4 separate regions of the Mus musculus genome follow, and all the other regions are linked to region 4. The links are chromatin loops, found by intact Hi-C in ENCODE. Cell type or tissue: left cerebral cortex. All regions are shown on one strand. Links, peaks and the distances in the headings refer to the core of each region. The heading gives the core; the rest is flanking DNA.

Region 1 (3,396 bases), core at 722-3,221, 290 kb after region 4:
TGAAGGAACCTTTTCTTTTATACCCCTTCCAGGGATAGAATGAAGACATTGCCATAGTTCCTACAGAACTGTAGACCTGGCATTGTGTACTATAAGAATCAAAGAGAGGCTGTCCCTCTGTTGTAAATCTCCCTTTGTGGTGAAGCAGGGTACTATGAAGGCAGAACACTAAGGAAAACAAATTTTTTTTCTGGGGGAAAGTGGATGTGGAGTCTTTGCCACTTCTGATAGATGATTTTCCTACTCTGGGACTCAGATGAGACTAAAAGACCATCATGATCACTTATTTTTTTTATGCAAAAGAGAAGCTGTTTCTGCAACCAGAGTGTCCAATGTGTGAAATAAAAGATACTGTTGAGAAGGAAGCCTGCTGGTAATAATAAAATAAACACATATTTTACAGTGCTATTTTGGAAAACCATATCTGCTATTCTCTTTCTCATATTGAAGGACTTATATTGTACTGGTAATCTCTGCCTTCTTTTCTCTCATGTTTTCAAGAACATAAAAGCTATGATTCCTGTTGGCCTGCTACTGATGCCTCCAGATTATGTTCTCAGTCTCTGAGTCTGAAAATCCTTTCATGATCTTCAGCCAGGGAACTGAGAACAGCACACATGACAACTGGTGCTAATCTGCCTTTCTTGAAAGGAACTCGGAATGAGACCTTCTTTGTAGTTGTTTATAGACTTTCATATGGCCACTCGGGGAAGAAATATGTTAATCTACCAGCTTGCTAAGTCTGCCATAATACCTATCCACATGGGAGGTAATTTTAATTGTAAAATTTACCCTCTTCCAGATATGGGGGCTAGTTATTAGCAGGACTATGATCTCTTTCCAAGCACCAGAGAGATATCTCTCTATGTTCCTTTTCTATTTTCTGATGGTTGCCTACCAACCTTAGTACATCTTGCAGATGTGTCACTCTAACATCTGTCTTCAATGCCACACAATGTTCTCCCATATGTCTTTATGCATGCATTTATAAACAACTTTTTCCCTTCTTACAAGAAGGAATGACATCTAGAATTACTCCTTTTTTAAATATGGTCCCATTAGTAATGGAGTTTAAGAACTGAAAGTATCTCTCTGAGAGACAAATCCACTGTATTTTATGACAAATAATGGAAGTATCTCATAGTTTTATTCTCCATAGACGGCCATACTATATGTTAGTTAATTGAATATTACTCCAAATTATATTTGCCACAATGCAATACTTCGCATGCAGAACCTGGGCCCAAGGGCAGGACATTCAGGCAGTGAGTCTTAGTTACCAAGATACTTTACGCTGTGGCTGGTGTCTTCTTTGTCTGTGGTAGATGACTCCTGTCATCCTGCAGTTCTCTGCAGTTGGTAGGCTGCCTGCTAAGTGCCTCTCACTTGTTGTGTTTTACTTTGGTCTTACAGGTCTTGGTAGCAGTTCATAGTGGCTTATTAACTCCATTCTCCTCCAGTGGTCATGTCATCGACTTCTCATTGGAAGAAATGAGAAGAATGTTTGTCTTCTTATTGCCAGGTAGATGTCTAGATTTTCATGTTTCTTATGTGTTTGTATTATTGTTTGATTATTTTCTTGGGCTCTTATACCATTACCACTCTTCCAAACCTTATTCCACCTTAATTACTTCCAACACCCCACCCCAATCACTAGGTAGGAAAGAAGACTAGAGTGGGAAGTGGTTATAGAACTCTATAGTATACTTTCTGATGATTAGGGTCATTGGGTTCCTTGGGGGCAAGTCCAACTATTGTCATCAGAATATCCAGCTATCGAGCAAATCAGAAACCAGCAATCCAGCAATAGGAAATGTGTTGTTCATTTCCAGAGAAGGATATGGTGTCTGGAATGTCATCCTTTAGAGGTCTTGACTTTTTATGCATAATGAGACATTGCCCCTGGTGCCAATACCTTTATCTATTCAGCAATAAGGCAATGGTACTACGTGTGGATAACATTATAGCCTCTTGAGGGAGCTCAAGGCCTTTTACCACCGTCTGCATCTACTCTGCAAAGACAGAAGCAATCTGTGAAATTAAGGATTAAATGACAGATATATACAGAAAAAAAAAAACTACATGCAAGATATATGGGAATATTTAATGGGAAAGAAAAAAAGAAAGGCTCTGATTTTTTTCTTGCAAGGAGAATAGTTCATCTTTAAAGAGTTCATCTTTAAAGGGCCAGAGAATGGCGTTTTTCCTATTTGTCAAGCAGATATCTACAGGAATGAGGGATGAGAGGCAGTTGAAGTCAGTTCTCTCCTGGTTTGGCACAGTGACAAGAGAGGAGTTTTGATCTGTTCTTTTCTATTTCTTGGAGTGGGAAAATCTGAGATGCAGAGTTCAAGCTTAAAGTCATAGCATTAATGAGAATCCTTATGGCTAGTCTGCCCCTGTGTCACAAATTCTTCCAGGACTTGTATGAATTTGATGGGACCAAGGTCCTTATCAACTCTTAGCCCTATGAGAATACAAAACAGAGGCATGAAAACATGCAAAAAGAAATCAGTCCACTTTGCCACAGACTGCAGCTTCTCAGAAACTGAGCTTCTCCAGCTACAATGTAAACATTATACCCAGCTAACAAGCTATCAGGAGATTCATAAGAACACTGGGATAGAAATACCTAGCCTGCTGCACACACATGTGCACACACACACACACACACACACACACTGTGTAGTTGTTCATCAGGTGTTGGGTACAATAACAGGCATGGGTCTGGGTACCTAATGATATCGGCTGCTGTTAATGAGCTCTATGTGACAAGATGATTAATACTGTGTTATTTCATTCCTTCACTTCAGCAGTTTCACTAGGTGTATCCCGTATTCTCCAAATGCTGTCACAGATGTCAGAGAGGCTGAGGGACATTCTGGGCTCACACAGCTAGTAGATGTTTGAGCTGGAATTTGAATGTATGATGGTCTGCTATGCTATGGCAATGCTTTTCATCTCCAGAGTCCATCAGTGCCAAATTCTAGCTCCTTTATGGAAGCTACCATTGAACCTTGCGTGCTATGTGTCCCATAGGGGGATGGGGTCTGGACTGAGGATATGGTGGTAGCCAGCCTTAGAGCATTGCTAGATGCATGCCTTTGCTGCAAACACCAGCTGTTGAATTGTTCTCTCCTCCATGGACGCAGAAGACACTGATGTATTTGAGTGCCACTTTTTAATCAAGGAGACTATCCATCTCCTGTTGTCATTTGATCTTTCTTGAAACAACAGTCACAAATCTCCAGGCAACACAGACGTGATGCAGGCAAAATGAAAGAGGAGGTGGTAGCATCTTGCTCTCATTAAGGGTTGAGGAGAAAACACACAGCTCTGCCTCAAGTGTTTGGGGAATGTGTTATTTTTAGAAAAGAACATTTTGTGATTTTAGTT
Region 2 (3,396 bases), core at 260-2,759, 1.3 Mb after region 4:
AGTCTGCGCGCGGCGGGCGGCCGCGGGCTGGAGTGCTCTCGACTTCTGCTCTTTTTAATGTTTGGTCACATCTTGAAGGGTTGAAGACCCAAGGCGCCCTTGAATCTAGGTTTTAATGTGTTTCCTCCTAGATGTCTCGACATGGGTGTGTACCGGAATCAGGGGGTATGCGGTATCATGAAATGACACCAAGCAGGCGCTTGGCTACTCTGTGTCCTTTCTGACTCAGGATGTTTTCTGTTATTGCCCCCAACCCGGACTCCGCCCAAGGCAGATTTTGGGTGGCCGTTGAGTTCGCTGATGTTGAGAGTTTCCTTGACCTTTAGTGGGGATAGCATTTATTATGGTGATCATTCGAAATCCAATGTCAAGATGAGGGATTGTCATGGAACCAAAATTTGACCTTAACTGGTTCTTCTCATAACTTTTCTGTTGACCAAAGTTTTCAAGAATGGATGCTGATTAAATTAACCAACGTCACAGTTAACAGTCTATCGAAATTAACCCAAGTAAAAGTTAACAGATTTGTTGGATTGTCTTTTATGCCCCAAGAATGGGGAAATATCAACTTTTGAAGTAATACACAATTTCCCATGGCTTATATGAGCAACTGTCTTTTGTGTGTCGGACTCTTCTCTTTTTAACTACAAGTTTGCCATTGAAATTGATAAATAATTTTGAATTCCCACAGTCAAAATAGAACGTTAGCAGGACATACTGCCGTGATTTGTATTTAACTGTAGTGTGCTCCAATAAACAAAAAGAAATGGGTTTTACCTTGGACTGTAAGAGGTCACACGGCTTTCATATGGAATTTTAGGTCACTGGAGAGGAACTTTGAACTGTGAGTCATTTAGTAGGCAAAATAAGGCCCTAGTGCACTGGGTAATTGTGCCTTGGCTCCTGGGCTGTGCTTTTCAGCTATGAGGACGGAGGAGGCTGTGTTTGCATGATTAAATTAGCATTTAAAACCCTGTAGTAGCATCCATTATCAAGGTTTTAAAATTTTCTTAAAGGAAACGTTTAACTTTATGATTACCATATTTATTGGGTTTTAGAAAGTCATAATCTATATTTCCACTGTCTAAATATTCCCAGAAAAATTTAGCCTTAGTTTATCGACAGTACAAATACTAGCAATTCCCAGGTCCTTTTAAAAAATGTACTGTGAATTTTCCATGTTTCGATGACTTAACTTGTCATCGACTCTATATTTGAATATAATTTGCTTTTGAATGTCAATGAACTTAACAGAGACTTGCCTTAAGATTACTAAAAATAAGCAAAGCCTGTGGTTGTTTATTGTGTATCTCAGTGGATCCACCTATGGGTAGCATCAGATAATTGCTTAGCAGTTCAAGGATAATTAAGTGAAAAAAAGAAAAGAAAACTGGAATAAAATACCTTAAAAGTTAAATTAACAATTCAGGAAAATGAAGTTGGGTTTTTTGTTTTGTTTGTTTGTTTGTTTGTTTGTTTCACCCTGTATTGACGTGTCCCTTAAAGGCATCTTCAATTCATTCTTAATGTTACCACTGTTTTTTGTTTTGTTTTGTTTTCCCAGAGTAGCCCAAACTGTTTAGAAAGCCTAAGGTCTAAAAAATTTGCTCCCATAGCTGAGGTCATTAAGAACATTTAACTAATACTAATTTAACGAGTAGAATATTGGTTACTTTAAGGATTTTCAAAGCTAACTGCAGCTTCAAAGTATATTTTTAGTAACTATCACAAGACATCACTGCTTTAGTAGATAGGAGGGTGAAAACTTCCCTAACTCGAAGTAAACAAGATTTCAAATAGCAAGATGGGAAGATTTCTTTTTGGAAGCCCCTTAAGAAATATTCTATTGGCTTTTGCGTTTCTTTCTTTATGGTCTCATTAAATTCGTGGTTCTAAAACTTAAATTATACGCTCTCTAAGGGCTGTAATTTAAATAGATATATTTTCCTCAGCCTCTTCTGAAACAGTCTCCTTGGAGCAACCATCAGAACAGCGGTTGGGGCACTGCGAGCATGTCCTGGGGAGCAATGCACGGCAGAGATCACCGCAGGAGCGGCAACATGGGGATCCCAGGGACTATGAATCAGATATCTCCGCTGAAGAAGCCGTTCTCGGGTAATGTTATAGCACCACCGAAATTCACTCGCTCTACTCCATCACTGACTCCAAAATCTTGGATTGAAGATAATGTGTTCAGGACAGACAACAATAGTAACACACTCTTACCCTTACAGGTAAGAATGGTATGTAAATATCCTCATTTCTAATGTTTATCTTTCAAAATAGGAAGTGGGGTGGTTGGAGGCATCAGTAGCCGTATAGGAAGATTAACAAAATTAATGTTCTAATTTTTAAGCATATCATTTAATTATTAGAGGGTAAAATACACAGAGGAAACAAAGAATTTCTCTGTAAATACACAATGAATGGAAATAAGCTTCCAAACATTTTAAAAAACTATGTTTCTCTCATACAGATTGAAGCCTTTAACTGGCAGTTCCTTAAAAGTGCTTGTTGTCTATTTCTAAATAGACAAGCAAAAATTGTCTTTCCGATTATATAGCCAAGATAAAAAAATTGTAACTGCAGTTGTGCATAGGTTTTTCTGTGGTCAGCTGTGTACATGTTAGATTATTCTTAATACTGCTGTGATTGTGGTACAAAAATATTAAGACTCTGAATCTAATTTAAATTACCTCACTGGTTCAGTGACTATAAATATAGACATATGTGTATATGTGATTTTTTTTCCAACTGATGATGGCCTAATAATATTAATGGAAATCATTTTTCCAGAACTGTTAATATTTTGTGATTCTTGCCAATGAGATTCAGTTTTTCTCAAAACTGTTAAGAGGATGAAACAAAAATTTAAGATAGTTTGATTGTTTTTCATTTCTATTTTTCTTTTTCTTGGGTGGGATGGGGAAGAGAACTGCTCATTTCTGATGCAAACTTCTATGCTATTGAAGGTGAGATCTAGTTTGCAGTTGCCAGCTTGGGGCTCAGATTCACTCCAAGATAGTTGGTGCACTGCAGCCGGAACATCCAGAATAGACCAGGTAGGCTGCACAGTAGTGTATGTTTCTCAGGATCGCGGCTAGGAGTTTAGTATTTACATTATGAGTAGGAGTGAACACTTGCGTTTCACTTATGCCATTTAAGCATATGTCGGAGATTATTAAAGCAATTTGAGTTTTTCAATATCGTTTGATCTAAACTCTTCAATATGTTTCTGTTCAAATTTAAAAGATTTGTAGTCATATTTTGAAATCATAACAAATGTGTTTATTACAATGAGTTATATATCCAAGAGCACCTGACTTTAAACATCATTCAAACTAAACAGATACTGTCTTTCTTTCAGAATTATCTGCATTTAAAATACAGCCTCAT
Region 3 (3,396 bases), core at 479-2,978, 280 kb after region 4:
GAAGGGACTTGTGACCCTGGTCAGGATGGGTTTCCTGCTTCTCTAATGCTGTCTCAGGTCCCAAGGGATTGGATTGGAACAGAAGTTGTGTTCCACTAGCCCGTAGTCCTAAGATTGCATGAAGAGTCCTCTAGGGGACCTTGGGGGCATCCCAAGGCTAACTTCTTAGATGACCCTATGCTGTGCAAAACTGACAATTAAATCTAAGACAAGCTCGTAGACATGCCTATGACTCCCAACATTTCCATTTGTTGACATTACTACTACTACTACTAGTATTACTAGTATTGCCACTACTACTACTATACCATTGTATTAGAACTCTTTACAAAATATTTATTCTTTCAGTTAAATTAAAAACTTTAATACTCCAGAGCTGGCTATAGGCACTCAACCATAGGTCAGACCTTTGGATCTTGTTTTGCTTTTATAACTGAATCCTTGTGCCGTTTTACCAACATCTCTCAGTTTCCTCTTTTCCAGAGCCCCGGCAAAGACCAAATAACCCTCTACTTCCATGTGTTTGACTAGTTCAGCTTCCTTATAAAAGTGTGATTGTAAGGAATTTGTCTTTCTGAGCCTGGTTTAGTGATATACTTAGTACAATATCCTACAGTTTCTTTCATGTTGTCACAGACTGAAGAGTGCTCAATGCTAGATTTTTTTTTCACTCATTTATCCATTGATGAATGTTGAGACTCTTTCTATATGCGGCCTAATAAACAATACTGCAATATACATGGATGTAAAGATGCTTCCCTAAGGCACTGATTTGTATTTCCTTTATTAAATACCCAGAAGAGGGGTTGCTGGATCATAAACCTGTTATCCAGGTTTGAGGAAGGAGTTAGTTATACTTAGGTTGTATCATACTTATTTAATATCTCCTTATTCAAAGCTTTGTTAATTCTGGGATATCAACTTCCATTTTTTTATATAATTATAACACACCATGCATGCCCAGATACACAGATCTCTCTCTCTCTCTCTCTCTCTCTCTCTCTCTCTCTCTCTCTCTCTCTCACACACACACACACACACACACACACACACACACACACACACACAAAACAAACCCCAAAACACTCTTCCCTGGATTCATAGTTCATGAGGTGGAAGAATAAGAGGAAGAAAGAAATGTCCTTACTGAAGTGTTTACAGTGATGACTATTAGGTAATAAGATTAGAAAATAAATTTTGTGTTACATGTCCCTCCTTTTCTCCAAAGAAAGCACATACCTCTCCAAATAAGACGGTGAAGTACAATAAACATGATTTTCAAAATACTTCTGAGCTGTGGCACATTCCACTGATGGGCCAGATGTGAGGGGCAGGGACTTGGGCTTTCTGACCTCCTGGGGCTCTCTGCAGGCTCAGGATTTTATGAAGCCTCAGCTGTTCTACATTCCTGCAGCACCTGCCACAACAAAGAGAGGCCTTCTGCTGAGCATACTAATGTGGATGTACATGCCTTCAGAGAACAAAGAAACCCAGATGAGCAGGTCATTAGCCTCCCTTGGACACTGTCCATCTTATCCTTGCCTGAGCCCTCTGGAGGAGGCACAGATCCACCTGCAAGGGAGGATGTCTCTTATTGAGTCCCCAGAACTTCCCTTTGTCCTCTCGGGTGGTCTCATCCTTCCTTGTTCTGGTTTCTGGTCTCTGCTTCCCATTTGGCTTATATCATGTTTCTATCTTGTTCTGAGACCTAGTTAGCATCTGTTCCTCTGGCGTTGCCTCTGTATTCTCTCTAGAGCACCAATGTAGCCCCACATATCAAGGCTAAATGACAGGCTGTATCCTCAGGGGGCCAAGGACAGAATGAATGAGCTCCTCTTCAATCCTTATAGCTTCTTCCTGACTGTTTTCTTGTCTTCCCTACTGCAGAGTTCTCTCACATTCAAAATTATCAGCCCTCTTCTTGGCTCCCTACAGAGAAGCCACAGTGGGGTCTTCATATTAAAGTTTCCTTTCAAAATCTACCCAATTCCTGCCATTTTCCCCAAATGGTGATTGTTAAAGAAAGAGAGTAGTTTGCTCGCCCACCTCTTTGGGTCAAGAAGAGGAGTGATTATCCTGGTGTTCTCTCAGCCGAATACCTATCTGAGATGTGTTTATAAGTGGGTGAGAGATTAGAGGGCATCTTAGAAGTAAGGTGTAAAAGGTAAAATCTATACGCTTCTCTGTGCTTCAACATAGCGGTTTCTCTTTTGTTTTTTTCTTCAGTGCTATTACTGCTCTTTCATGAGGATCCTATCCTTACCCAAGGAAACTTGGTGCACAGTGAGCCATAATTTACTTTTCCTCTTGATTGTGAGGCAAGGCAGACTGGTTATTCTCACCTCTGTAATTGCTTGGCTACATGCACAGAGTTTTGCTGCTCCTGCTCAGGTTGTACATATAAGGGTATACACATAAGCATATGTATTTGATTTTGTTTGCTTGGTTGAGTTTGTGAGACATGGTATTATGTAGCCTAGACTGGCTTTGAACCTTATATGTAGTCAAGGATCACCTTGAACTTCTGGTGCTCTTGCTATTTGCTTCCTCAGTGCTAGAATGACAGTGCAGCCTACTACACCTGTATGTTATAAAACTTTATTAATTTTCTAGTAATTTGAATTCATTATTCTCATGGTTTCAAACCTAAGCAACTCACTTAAATCCAGCCTTGACCCAGACCCAACACTGAAACTCTTGTCTGAAAACCCAAGGACTAAGTGATATGTTTTTGGTTGGCCACTATTCCTTTAGTGCAAGCATAATGTGCTTATTATAGGTGTGTGTGTGTGTGTGTGTGTGTGTGTGTGTGTGTGTGTGTGAGAGAGAGAGAGAGAGAGAGAGAGAGAGAGAGAGAGAGAGAGAGAGAGAGAGAGAATGACTATGCTGCCTAGGGGATGAGGCATACTTTTGTCCACAGAAATGTGCTATCTTCCCCTAAGTTAATTGTGGACCAAGTTTCTCTCATTCTCCTCATTCTCCCATTGACCCATGGCAAAATGCCACTGTAGAGACTTGGTCCTTTTCCAGTAGTGTCCACGAGACTCTCACATTTTCTCTGTGCTCTGGGACCAGCTTCTTTCCTGACTAACAACAGGATTTATATGAAGACTTACTGGTGCTTGTGTAAGTAAATGAATCACACCATGTGCTGTGTTGAATCCAGTGGGGTCAATGAAGAATAGAATCTGTGGTCTCCTCTGAATGTTCTCTGATGAACTAAGCTTGAAATGGTTTGGTGGGAAGTGAGAAAGGGTAGGGAGATATATATATAACCTAGCCATTACTATGAGTCACTGAGGGAAAGCAAACCAAGGTCTTTTGGAAGCTTAGATCCTTCAAGAATCCTCTTGGAAATATGATAAAATATTGTGATACTTTTCATTAAGAAAGGTA
Region 4 (3,396 bases), core at 159-2,658:
TCCCCAGGTGGGACAGTCTCTGGGTGGCCTTTCCTTCAGTCTCTGCTCCACATTTTGTCTCCATATTTCCTCCTGTGAAGAAACACTGAAGCATCCAACTTTGGTCTTTCTTCTTTTTGAGCTTCATATTCTGTGAATTGTATCTTGTGTAACATTAAGACTAATTTAAAAGCATTTGGAGTAATATCCACTTATCAGTGAGTGCATACCATGTGTGTTCTTTGGGATTGGGTTACTTCACTCAGGATGATAGTTTCTAGTTCCATCCATTTGCCTGCGATTTTCATGAAGTCATTGTTTTTCATAGCCGAGTAGTACTCCACTGTGTAAATGTACCACATTTTCTGTATCCGTTCCTTTGATGAGGAACATCTGTGTTCGTTCAAGAGTCTGGCCATTATAAATAGGCTGCTATGAACATAGTGGAGCATGTGTCTTTGCTATATGTTGGGGCATTTTTTTGAGTATATGCCCAGGAGTGGTATTGCTGGGTCCTCAGGTAGTACTATGTCCAATTTTCTGAGGAACTGCCAGACTGATTTTCAGAGTGGTTGTACAAGCTTGCAATCCCACCAGCAATGGAGGAGTGTTCCTCTTTCTTCACATCCTCACCAGCATCTGCTGTCACCTGAGTTTTTGATCTTAGCCATTCTGACTGGAGTGAGATGGAATCTCAGGGTTGTTTTGATTTGCATTTCCCTGATGACTAAGGATGTTGAACATTTCTTTAAGTGTTTCTCAGCCATTTGAGTTTCCTCAGTTGAGAATTCTCTGTTTAGCTCTGTTCTCCATTTTTAAATAGGGTTATTTGATTTTCTGGAGTCTAACTTCTTGAGTTCTTTGTATATATGGGATATTAGCCTTCTATCAGATGTAGGGTTTGTAAAGATCTTTTCCCAATGTGTTGGTTACCTTTTTGTCCTATTGACAGTGTCCTTTGCTTTATATTTTATAAGGTAAGCAATTTTATAAGAAGCAATTTTATGAGGTCCCATTTGCTGATTCTTGATCTTAGAGCATATGACATTGGTGTTCTGTTCAGGAAGTTTTCCCCTGTGCCCATGTGTTGGAGGCGTTCCCCCACTTTCTCTTCTATTAGATTCAGTGTATCTGGTTTTATGTGGAGGTCCTTGATCCATTTGGACTTGAAGTTTGTACAGGGAGATAAGAATGGACCAATTTGCATTCTTCTACATGTTGACTGCCAGTTGAACCAGCACCATTTGTTGAAAATGCTGTCTTTTTTTCCCACTGGATGGTTTTAGCTCCTTTGTCAAAGATCAAGTGACCATAGGTGTGTGGGTTCATTTCTGGGTCTTAAATCCTATTCCATTGATTTACCTGCCTGTCGCTATACCAATACCATTCAGTTTTAATCACAATTGCTCTGTAGTACAGCTTGAGGTCAGGGATGGTGATTCCCCTACGTTCTTAATGGTAAGAAATCTGTGTGGAAATTGCCAGCTATGACTGAAGGTGGCCACTGGGGGGAGCCAAAAGGATGTGGGTAGACAGGCAAGTCTTAACCGACTTGCTATTTTAAGATGCTGGCTATTAGAAGAACTTGGTCAACAGGATGCTGACATGTGGCTCAGAGTGATTCAAAGGTAAGTTTTCTGGAAAAGTCAGTTGCAAGATCAAATGTTTTTCTGATTAGTGTAATTCGATTGTGTGGTGAGTGTTTGTTGTGGGTAATTCAATTTTTCTTTGACCTTGGCAAGCCTGCTGGCACACTCTCTACGTTGGAAGACAATTTTCTACCTCTCTGGAATACAATAAGCCAAACCTGGGTTGCATCAAGGGCTGGCAGACCTGCCATCTTCGGGAGGTACCCGTATCAGTGGCATCCACGGAGCTAAAAGTCAGTGCTGTTAGTGTTTGCCTCTGTCCTTTACAGGAACACTTCAGCAGAAACAAAAGGACTTTTTCCTTCTACTTTGGCTTTTTAAGAGAAAGCTTGGTGGTATTAAGCTTTTCTAATTCTGAGCATTGGCCTCTAAAGTTCAGTGAAATCAAAGCTTGGCTATGCTGCAGTTCACAGAGATAAGAGCTTTTCATCAGTGTGGATACCAGGAAAAAGAACATAACACTACCAACACCATCAACTCCACCAACACCACCAACAAATGTAGGTAGGGGACATTTGCATCCCAAAGTGTTCTGGGCAGAAACAAGAGTTTTAATTCACCGTGATTTTGTCATTTTGACTGAGGACCATTTTTTTTTGTCCAAATAATGCAATAAATAATAAAATGTCCTGCAAAGAGCATAACCCTTGTAACAAAATCTTATCATTATTTGTACAACCCTCATAGGTTTAAAAAAAAAAAGCTTTTAAACAGGGACAACATTCTACACAAATTTAAATATCTGCTCAGAAGGTATTCTTTGCAAACATTTAGAGGATGTTTTTCTGAGAAGGTGAATCTATCCTCTCTTTTTTTTATTATCTATATTGCTATCCAGCATACAGGCAGCAGGGGGGAGTGTTTCTCTATTTTTTCCTACATACTCTTTCTACTCCCCAGCTTAGCCAGGGAAGAGACCAATAATTCTTTAATTCAAATCTGTTCACAAGTGCACCCCATTTGATAGATTCTAGTCGTTGCTCTCTCTTCCCCCAAATCTTTAGGGGACAGGAGCTTCCAGCAGTCAGCTAATGATTATACAATGGAGGCTGGCAGCTTGGCTTGTTGGCATGAAGTCCTTCCCTCTTCACCCTGTTCCTTCCTTGTCATTCCGCTCAGCTCCCATACATCACTTGCCGTAATCAAGTCATAGAAAACAAAAGTAAATTATGGAAATTCACAGCTTATTTTTTTTTTTCTTTTCATTTTGCAGATGAGACTCAGGATTTGGAAGGCAAAACAAACAAGCAAACAAACAAAAAGAGGGTTGATTTTGGTACTCTGTGAATGATGCCAAAGTGAAAAAGAGAAATAAAGGTCAGAGAGGGAGAGGCTGGTCATGGATGAGTGTTTATTGATGTGCCTGGGGCCATCTTCTATAACTCCTTATGTCCGGATAACACCACGGTAGACTGGAGGTCATTAGGACCCCTCTGCTAATGAGGAGAACGGTGCTGAGCAACTTGCCCAACTTTTGTGCTGCTTGAAAATGATAGAATGAGAGAACTGTAAGCCCAGACTCCATCCAAAGCTGAAGCCCTCACCTGCCAATGATCAGCAGAAGGCAGCTTGTCCCTTGTATGTCTCGGTCATCCCTCTCCTGACAGCTTGCTTTCTCACAAGGGTGTGCTCCTGCTCCCAGATCCATACGCATGCCTATAATGACATGGAAGGAAGAAAGGAAGGCCTCCACAAAAGCCGTAGAAGCACACAGCGGAAGCTGCTTTTGTTGTACACAGGCAAGTGATTCCTTTACAAAAAGTGATAA

The links. A loop is a pair of places that touch in the nucleus more often than their neighbours do. Peaks named below come from ENCODE experiments on the same cell type or tissue, not always from the same donor. Only the 100,000 strongest peaks of a DNase experiment are listed, where the experiment ranks them.
Region 1: a loop joins it to region 4, with 4 times the contacts of the local background. A loop is called at or near these places in 4 of 42 quality-filtered maps.
Region 2: it touches region 4 in a loop (6-fold over the local background); 7 of 42 quality-filtered maps call a loop at or near these places.
Region 3: a loop joins it to region 4, with 3 times the contacts of the local background. A loop is called at or near these places in 3 of 42 quality-filtered maps.

The regions. Positions count from the first base shown.
Region 1 is chr5:42,172,329-42,175,724 of GRCm38, forward strand. All of the region lies in intron 1 of Gm16223 (predicted gene 16223), which reads left to right. Among named protein-coding and RNA genes, the nearest start is that of Gm16223, 110 kb to the left of the region's middle. In left cerebral cortex, for the core only: a CTCF peak has its summit at 1,962; DNase peaks (open chromatin) are centred at 1,967 and 2,904; H3K27ac peaks cover 423 bases.
Region 2 is chr5:43,235,355-43,238,750 of GRCm38, forward strand. Cpeb2 (cytoplasmic polyadenylation element binding protein 2) reads left to right here. Exons shown (of 12, transcript NM_001368806.1): 2 at 1,953-2,234; 3 at 2,973-3,062. Among named protein-coding and RNA genes, the nearest start is that of Gm7854, 1.7 kb to the left of the region's middle. In left cerebral cortex, for the core only: a CTCF peak has its summit at 1,335; DNase peaks (open chromatin) are centred at 781, 1,352 and 2,069; H3K4me3 peaks cover 2,500 bases; H3K27ac peaks cover 2,341 bases.
Region 3 is chr5:42,163,501-42,166,896 of GRCm38, forward strand. All of the region lies in intron 1 of Gm16223 (predicted gene 16223), which reads left to right. Among named protein-coding and RNA genes, the nearest start is that of Gm16223, 97 kb to the left of the region's middle. In left cerebral cortex, for the core only: no CTCF peak of the experiment used is centred there; a DNase peak (open chromatin) is centred at 1,503.
Region 4 is chr5:41,886,439-41,889,834 of GRCm38, forward strand. No RefSeq gene overlaps it. Among named protein-coding and RNA genes, the nearest start is that of Mir6414, 3.2 kb to the right of the region's middle. In left cerebral cortex, for the core only: CTCF peaks have their summits at 1,484 (motif pointing right) and 2,490; DNase peaks (open chromatin) are centred at 1,495 and 2,533.